2 separate regions of the Homo sapiens genome follow, and region 1 is linked to region 2. Evidence: chromatin loops called from intact Hi-C (ENCODE). Cell type or tissue: IMR-90. All regions are shown on one strand.

Region 1 (5,000 bases), 170 kb before region 2:
AAAACTTGAATCAACAAAACAAAACATCACGTGCCTTAGTAGTAAGACTGGATATAAAATATTATGCCTCTCCCAAACTATTCCACAAATTTAATCCAATGGAAATTTTTGGTATTTGATAAAATTATTGTGAATCATATTCAGAATAAACTATTCAGAAAAAATAGGTAGAAAAGTCTGTATATCGTATTTGAAAATAACTACAGGATGTTAGACTATATTTTAAAGTCAAAATAAATTAGAAACACAGTGGTACTAGATCAACAAGAAACCCCCAAACATAATTAGTGTGTATGTAGGACCATAGATTATGAGAACTGCAGTGTTTCAAACCAATGGGGACATGTGTCTAAGAGGTCAAAATAATTGAATTCAAATTCAAAAAGTGAGGAATTATAAGCAAGTTATGGTGGCATTTTATCAATCAGGTTCTAATCTGTTTTTACTAACCTGACCATTGTCTGTAACAGCCAAAACAGAGCAACAATGTTTAACGGCTTCTGAACGGTATTTCGTACCTTTCGTTCATTCGTGGCTCAGGTATGCAGTTGTAAATGTGAAATGTCTAACAATTCAATAAATTCATCAACGACACTTTAAAACTCTTTGGAGAACGAATGAATTTAGTTGTAGCTACTTAACCACTAAGAATAGGATTAAGTTAAATCCCAATTCACAGAAAATACCAAAATAAATCCGGATGGATGCTGTTAAATATAAACACCAAAAACATACTATCAAATGCACTTCAAAAAGGCTGAACTAATTTAATACTTCACCAGCACTGTAGTACCCATTTTCCCTAGTCTTCAGCAACATATGTTCATTCTCTTTGAGAAATCCAACTTCTAGGAATTCATGGCAATAATCAGAAACATATATGTAAACAAATAATTAAGGGTATCTACTGCAAGACAGCTTATAATTTTGAAATGTGGAGAAAGACTTAAATCTTCAATCTGTTATCATTCATTTATTGTACCTTACTCAATAGAATATTACACAGACATTACTAATGATGCTGCTGAATAATATTTAATGGGCATGGGGAAAGTTTTTTTACAAATTATTGTACAGTTTTAAAAAAATGTAGTGTTACACATGAGCTTTCATACTATAATCCCAAATCTGTAAAAGAGTAAAACTTAATTTTAAAATTATGTATGTGAATGTGAATAAGTTTAAGAACAGATAACAAAATGTTAAACAATGGTTTTTTTTGGATGCTCCCTTTCTAAAGTTTTTCCTTTAAACTGTTTTTAATTTACTTACTTTCTCACATTAAATATCTACTGTTTTATCATCAGAAAAACATGCACGTGTACCTGGCATACAGATACTTCTATGAATTATAAATACAAATATCTATGTATAATAATGTTTATCTCGGCAATATTTAAAATAGAAAGTAATCAGAAACAACTGTCTTACAAAGAAAGGTTTGGATAAATAAATTACAGTACTTCCACTGGATGTCTCTTAAAACTATGTTTCACAGGAATATTTAATAACCAGAAAAAAATGCTGATAACATAAATTTGATTAAAATACAGAACATGAAATTGCATTGGTTATGAGTCTTCTTTTTTAAAAAATAAATGCATAACTATATGTAAGTAGAAATCATACACTGCATTATAAAAAAGGCTGGTAAGAAGCAACAAATGTGAAAGTGATTATCTCTGGATGATGCATTGTCAATGGTTTTATTTTTTTCTTAACACCATTCTGTTTTCCAAATTCACTACATAGTGAGTTTGGAAAGTGTGATATACATACAAGAATATCCAAAGGAGAAGGGGGAAGAAGGAGAGGAAATTTAAAAATAAAGCAGCCATCTGTCCCACTGCTTTGAATTAGTTTTAATTACAGAATTTTATTCATTTTAAAATTTTAAATGACACTAGAGAAATTATTGTATCTATCACATAAAGGTATAGGTTTTTTTAAGAAACAGAGAAGCATTGCTCCAAAATGTATACTTTTAATTTAAAATGTTATAGTTTTTAATAAAGTTTAAAGTGTTAAGAGTTCTATTTTAAGTGAATATAGTTAGTAAAAATGCAATCTACTTGTAGCACTTCTGAAAATTATATTGACTATTATATCAGGAATAAATATGCCTTTATATTTTACTCGTAAGGTGCACCCACCATACCAATAAAATTAATTTAATTAATTGTTCTTTTCTCCTCTAAAAATATTATGTAGCATCATTACAAGTTAAATAGGGAAATCACTAGGTTTCTTTACTTATTTTAATATACTTTGAATGAGTTTCAATTAAGGTAATTTTTAAAGTTAATTGAAAGTTTAAGGTTAACATATTTCTGAGAAATATCACATTCCATAGTTAGTAGTTTAAAATCACAAAATGTGAAATTGACTGCATCAAGAATATTCCTATCACTATTCACATAAATCAATATACTTGCTGAACTTTTAGTCAAAATATGCATATTTAAAAGAATAAACACTTAAAAATTAGTTACTTAAGCCATTTAAAAATCTTAGAAAAGTGTTTATAACTAAACCAGGTATTATGCTACCTAGTCATCCCACAATTATTGCATTAAATAAATGAATCTGACTAAAGCTTTTTTTCATACATGTGAAGTAATTCTAGAGTATACAATATCTTATCTTCCACATAAATAATGACAATTGGGAACAACCTCTTCAACTGTTGAAAGCTTTAATTTTCAGAAATGTCCCCTTAAATAGCATTATCATATTCATGCTTTTAATAACTTAGAGGATTTAAATGAAATGGATGATACAGCATTTCATGTCTCAGTTGTTAAAAGTTTTTCAATCTTTCCAACAAATGATTGAGACCTTGGAGATTTTGTAACTTGTCACACATATGTTTCTTCTCAAGCCCCAGTGCAAGTTTTCTTGTATGCCAGAAAAAAATTCTTTTCTTTTACACAATAAGATTGCCATTATAACATTAATACTTGAAACTTGATGCTTCAATTTTAAAATGTTGATATTAAGTTCATACAAGTATGTCATTTTCCACAGGCATAATGTTTGACTACTGGGTGTCTTACAAATAATCCTTAGTTTTGTATATATTAAAGTACTAAACACAAAAACATTGAATGAGCCTATATTTTTAAGATTTTTGTGGGTACAACTCAAGAGTTTTTTTTAAAACGGTCTCATGAGACAAATAGTAGGGAAAACCAGTGAAACAAAACACTAGTTCTTCGAAACAGCCCAAAGCTAATAAACCTCTAGAGTTAGACTGACAAAGAAAAAAAGAGAAGAAATTATCATTAGCAGGAATTAATTAGGGACCATCAATACAGACCCTGCAGAAATCAAAAGGATAGTAAGAGAATACCACAAACAACCCTGCACATACATTTAACAACTTAGAAGAAATGGACCAATTCCTAAAAAGCACAAACTACCACAACTCACTCAAGATAAAAGAGGTAATTTGAATAGCCCTAAAACTATTCAAGAAATTAAATTTCTAGCTGGGCGCACTGGCTCACACCTGCAATCCCAGCACTTTGGGAAGCCAAGGTGGGCAGATCACTCGAGGTCAGGAGTGCGAGACCAGCCTGGCCAACATGGTGAAACCCCATCTCTACTAAAAGTACAAAAATTATCCAGGCGTGGTGGCACGCACCTGTAGTGCTTGGGGGTCTGATGCAGGGGAATCACGTGAACCTGAGAGGTGGAGGTTGCAGTGGGCCACAATCACACCACTGCATTCCAACTTGGGTAACAGAGCAAAACTCCATCTCAAAAAAAAAAAAAAAATTACATTTCTAGTTTAAAAGACTATCAAGAAAGGAAATCTCCAGATTCAGATGGTTTCATTACAGAATTCTACCAAAGTTTAAGAATTAACACCAATGCTACACAAGTGCTTCCAGCAAATTAAGAGGAGGGAACACTTCCCAACTCATTTCATGAAGTAATACCATGATACCAAAAGCAGATACAGTACCAAACAAACAAACAAAAAGACAACTATAGACCAATATCCCTCTTTAGTAGAAATGAAAAAATCATTAACAAAATATTAGCAATTTATACACAATGACCAAGTGGGGTTTATTCCACACTTTTTTTTTTTAATAAATAAATCCCACTTGGGATTTGTTTATCCCAAGTGGGGTTTATTCCAAATGAAAAAGGTTCATTCAACATTCAAAAATCAATCAACATAATATACCATATTAACAGGCTAAAGAAGAAAAATTACACAATCAGATGTCGCCATCGGAGTATACATAATAAACCTTTAGTTCCCTTCAATTTGGATGAAATCAACCATTACACTTTAAAGGACTTGCCTATATAAGAGTAACTCTTTTTCACCAACAAAAGCTTGACCTATTTCAAATGTTGCATAATATCTGAATTTTGAGAACTAGAGAAAACAAGACACTGAAACATTTTTTAAAAGTTGACAATTTTTTTAAAAAAACTTCTTTTCCACAGTTAAGATGCCTGCATGCCATTTCAATTGGGAAAGAAAACTGTCTTACCATAATTAAACTGACTGTTGGACTTTTCACAGTTAATGATGTTAAACCTGTAAGCAACACCTGGTCGCATTCCACTGACTTCAAAGTAAAACCACTGATGATAATGATTGCTGTTTATGTCTGAGTTCAGAATAAGATCATATTCATTTCTGAAAATAGAAGACAAAGAAATCTGATGAAAATTAGGAAATATCTGTGCACATACAAAATGAGAAAATCTTAAGTGACTTACTTTCTAATTTGAATTACTTTGCGCAGATTCCCAGACTCAAATTTGGAGTTAAATTTCAAAATATCTCCCTCTTCTGGAATGGTGTAACTAAATAAAAGTTTTAAAGTAAATGTATTAAAATACATTGCATTTAAACAGATGAGCAAAAAGTAAATAAAATTATAATTAAAAATACATCACTACTGCCATATCACCTTCCTCATTATTTTTAAACTAAAGCACAAAACAAGCACAATCAATACATTAAATGTGGA
Region 2 (5,000 bases):
TTCAGGTTATTTGATTTTGAGAGAATTTTAAAAACTAGAGAGTCAGTTATGTTTTAAACCAGGGGTTACAAACTAGAACCCCTACCTGAACCAGAGTGAGCCGTGGGGACTGCAGCAGTCATCTAAATGGTCAGTGGCAACGGTGTTCCAGCTGCTGTTGCAATTCAGAAACTGTTAACTCTTATAGTTTTTCTAGAAAAGCTGTAAATCTATATTTTTATATGAAACTTTTCAAATTTTAAATCTTGGGTCAAGTATTACTAACATTATAGGCCAAGCAAACCATGTCTATGGGCCAGATTTGGCTTGAGAGCTGCCAATGTGCAACCTGTGTTTTAAAACTTTGTCTTGGCAGGACTGGGCCAGGTGCGGTGGCTCATGCCTGTAATCCCAGCACTTTGGGAGGCCAAGGCAGGCGGATCACCTGAGGTCAGGAGATCGAGACCATCCTGGCTAACACGGTGAAACCCCATCTCTACTAAAAATACAAAAAATTAGCCGGGCGTGGTGGCGGGCGCCTGTAGTCCCAGCTACTCCGGAGGCTGAGGCAGGAGAATGGTGTGAACCCAGGAGGCAGAGCTTGCAGTAAGCCGAGATCACACCACTGCACTCCAACCTGGGCGACAGAGCGAGACTCCGTCTCAAAAAAAAACAAACAAAAAACTTTTGTCTTTGCAGGACTAAAAGTATACTAAGCATGCATCAATATGTTGAAGTTAGCATTTTTCATCATATTAGGTCTAGTACCTGTATGCATTTCTCTTAAGCAAGTTTTTGTCTTTGCTATTAGACATTCTTTGATTTAAGAACCTCTAGCTTTGATCTCTTCACTCTAATTCCAGTGGGGTGTCCCCACCAAGGGCATATTCTCTCATCTCCATTTCGATGACAGAAATTGTGGCGCACACCCCAGAGTACATTCAGACAGCAGAACCCTGCTATCATGCTGGGAGTGCCAACCAAGGCCAGATTCCCACACATATAATGCCAAGTCCCAGAGTTTTCCCTCGAGATATGGGGCAGAGCCAATATTATCCAGTGCTGGCATCACTTGGCCATGATTTAGAATTCACTAGTAGCAAGAACAGCAGAGAAGGCAGGCATGGAAAGGCACCAGAGGTGCCCAAAGCACTCTTATGTTTCCAGGGAGTACCAAACCCCCAAAAGACTATTTCTCAATTTGTTCCATGAATTAAAGTTGTGAGTTATTCACATGCAAGATGCCTGTAAGTGAAATAAAAATATTCATATTCACACATCTGTTCATCTAAAATAAGTCATTTAACAAAAAAGTTGAACAACATTATGCATATTGGGTGATAATAATGTATTTATGTTAAGATGTTTTGATTAAAACACCTAATTTTGAGGAAATAATATCTAATTTTTTGGTTTGGGGATTATTTTTAGATCATAAGGCTGGAGATGGAGTCCTGAAGCCAGAAGGAGGCATGCTTTCAGAAGAATTAAAATGGGCATCCAGACCTGAAAGTATGAAATTAAGTGGAAGAGAAAGAGAAATGGACAGTTCAGCAAGCAGCTTAAGAACACAGCCAAATCCTCAAAAGCTCTGGGAAGATATCCCAGAATTACCTCCAATTCATAGTTCTTTAGCACCCCCCAGTGGGCATATGTTAGGTAATGAGAATAAAACAGAAACAGATGATAATCAGTTTACAAAATCTCAGTCGACTGTCATCCCAAATTCAGGTTGTGGGAAATGTGGGACGACTTCATGGTGTCACACCTGTAAAACTGTGTCGAAAAGAATTACGTCAAATTTCCGCCTTGGAACTATCATTGCGACGTTCCAGTCTTGGAGTTGGCATTGGATCAATGGCTGCTGATTCCATCGAAGTATCTAGAAAACCAAGGGACTTAAAAACTTAGACATTGAATAATAGAACTTTTAGTAGATATGTAAAAAGATTCCTTTTTCTAACCTGTTAAAAACTAAAGCTCAAGTTCACTACCTCTTTCCTCAGCATAAAGGAAGAAGGGGAGGAAGGAATCCCTAATTCTTTTATATGCTATAGATGTGTACATCTTCTATATATATTCGGGGAGTTTTAGTTTATATTCCCATAGTAATCAAACATGTTTTCCAATACTTGATAACATTTAAATATTTACATTTATAAATACGCTTAAATGTTTTTCCAGGCATATTTGAAGAATAAAACTAGTAATAGACTAAAATATCTATCAAGTATGTATTACTATATAATATAAATGTACATTATAAAAGTATGTTACAATATAACTATATTATTGTTATTCTCAAATACAAGTATATTGTTATTTTTTAAAAGATCCAGCTAAATCTTGCTTTTGTCAGAGGGAGTCACCTGCTGCATATGTGGGCTAAGACAACCTCTCAGCTTTATGGATTGAGGCTCATTTACAGTCCTCAGAGCTCACAGAAATGGTCAGTCTTGACTTTTTAAACATGCTCACTGTTCTGTTTCTGGAAATTTTTTGGATTTTTAAAAATTTATAATGCTATCTTTTTTGTTTGCTAATATTATGCAATATAAGTTTTCATGTCTTTCCTGCTCTATACACTCAATATATCTCTCATTATGTTACTAAAACTGGGAGAAATGAATGCTGTTCCATGGAACACGGAAATTATAGAATAAAACTAAAGCATTCTAACATTTCAAGAGAAAGAACACTGGTTATGACATCTCTGGTCACATGGAGTATGTCTGTAAAGCTTGAAGTCTTGCTAAAGCATCTTTAATGATTTGATAGGCTTCAAGTCTGATATTTTTTTCTATAACCTCCTTAGTCAGGCTTTGCACACTGGCCAAACTACACTGGGGCTGTAAATATGTCAATGAAATTTTTACTAAAATCTCCAAGTTTTTCTGGTCAAAATTTTACTATATAATGTACAATTTAGTTTGGAATTAAGAACTAAACAGTTTGCACACCAAATGTAGTTTGTACTTTTTAACCATATTTTTCAGTTATAGGAAACATCCATTGTAATGACCTGAGGAATTATTTTGTTATTTAGGTTGTTCTTTGTTACTTTTCCAAAACACTTGTAAACCGAAGTTGAGTTTCTTAAACTAATTAATGTTTGGTTGGGGGCTGTAGCAAAACCATCCTGACATGGATGCTTACTCAGAGTCACCCACTTCCTTGCGGAATCCATTTTTTCTGATGTAGTGCTGCTACAGACCTTTTCCTTTTGTCCTTTCCTCTGTTGCTGTGGATTTGATCATCTCACATAGGACCCAAACTGTCACCCTGTGCTCAAAGACTCAAGGCTTCCTTTCTCTCATTGCTAGCCCCTAGGGAGTAGAGTTTCTTGGTCTCCTTGCTAAAAACCAGTTCCTTTAAGAAACAAACCAAAACAAAACAAACTTATAAAAAGGAAAATAGTTTATCTCTTAAGCATGGTACTAAAATTTATTTAAATTAAATAGACTTCTGTGGACTTACCTGGGAATGAAACAATTTATAAATATTGGTCCAATGAGATACTATTTTCTAAATTTCAAAAAACGAATTTACAAACTAACTGGGAAATTTTATTTTTACCAGAGACTGTTTGAAGTCAGATTCTGGTTTCCAGCTAGTCTTCCACTTTTATAAATTTATGTATATTTATATATAAATATAAATCATAGAAACCAAAGGTAAAACATACACATTATAAATATGTATAAATGCACTGACCTTTTGCCATTATTATATATATTTCATATATATATATATACACTTGTACCTATACAAGTATATAAGGAAATGTGTTTGTATATCCATAGGTAAAACAAGTATGTGTAAATTAATTATTTCTAATTAAGGCATAGCACATGATCTTACAAGGAACTTATAATGAGGACCTTTGTTAATAAATACATATTTATTTAAATATATTATTGCTATGCTTTGTTGAAGGCACTGACCTTTTACCATTATAATATATACACTTGTATATAAACACTTGTATATATATAGTATTATATACTTGTATATAGATATAGATATAGGGTATACATTATACATTATTTCACTTTATATTATTTAATATGATTTTATATCATGATATATCATTATATAGCTATAATGTATATATAGATACACTTGTATATATACATAGATATAGATATATATAATGGCCAAAGGTCAGTGCCCTTAACAAGCACAGCAATATTTATAAATAAATATTTATTAATGAAGATCCTAATAATAAGTTCCTTATAAGATTAAGTAATGTGCTATGCGTTATTTAGGAATAATTCATTTGAGAATGTATTCTGATACTGGAATCCTACTTGCTCAAGAAATTAACACATACTTGTTTTACCTGTGGAAATACACATTTCCTCAAAGCCAACTCACTAATAAAGCAAGAAAATTTATATCAAAACAACGATTAGGTTTGATTATGCAATTGTGAGTTGCTTTCTAAATAACAAAGGTATGGTGTTTTTCTTCCTTTTGGTTAAACATATATCCTTTATATATATGACAGATTTCATGCCACATATGCAAACACACATATAAATAACGTCGTGAATAATATATTCTGGAAATCAACCTCTGGTCATTCTAGTTTAGTCGGTGTTCTCACAAAGGAAAGAAAAAAATTAAACACCTACCCAAGGCAAGTAAAATTATTTTTTTACATATACTAAATGATTTTACTTTTTCACATGCTTTTTCTAAACATTTTGTCACTTTATTGCCCTTTTGCATGTATATAAAATGTTTGTGGTTTTCTTTTTTTTGTTCATTACGTTCTTTTTTCCTCTAACTGTAATAAAGCATTTGAAAGGAAAAATATTTGTAAAGTACTAGTTACTTTCCTAGCTCTAGAGTGTTATAGCTAACAGAGATGGAAAATTCTTTATGTTGGGAACCACAGGTGGTGAGAACATTGATGAAGGTGCTTTTGTGCTTTAATGTTTGCTTTCTTTTTGTTAATGTATTTTTTTGTTGTTGCCTCAATTCTTCGTATCTTCATGAACCCAGGGTCCAAG

What was found. A loop is a pair of places that touch in the nucleus more often than their neighbours do. Peaks named below come from ENCODE experiments on the same cell type or tissue, not always from the same donor. Only the 100,000 strongest peaks of a DNase experiment are listed, where the experiment ranks them.
Region 1: a loop joins it to region 2, with 6 times the contacts of the local background. A loop is called at or near these places in 5 of 110 quality-filtered maps.

What each region holds. Positions count from the first base shown.
Region 1 is chr9:85,614,469-85,619,468 of GRCh38, forward strand. It overlaps AGTPBP1 (ATP/GTP binding carboxypeptidase 1), which reads right to left. Exons shown (of 26, transcript NM_001330701.2): 16 at 4,747-4,833; 17 at 4,515-4,663. Among named protein-coding and RNA genes, the nearest start is that of AGTPBP1, 120 kb to the right of the region's middle. In IMR-90, no CTCF peak of the experiment used is centred here; no DNase peak of the experiment used is centred here.
Region 2 is chr9:85,784,691-85,789,690 of GRCh38, forward strand. It overlaps a transcript of AGTPBP1 not described here and the pseudogene LOC100419824. Among named protein-coding and RNA genes, the nearest start is that of AGTPBP1, 45 kb to the left of the region's middle. In IMR-90, no CTCF peak of the experiment used is centred here; no DNase peak of the experiment used is centred here.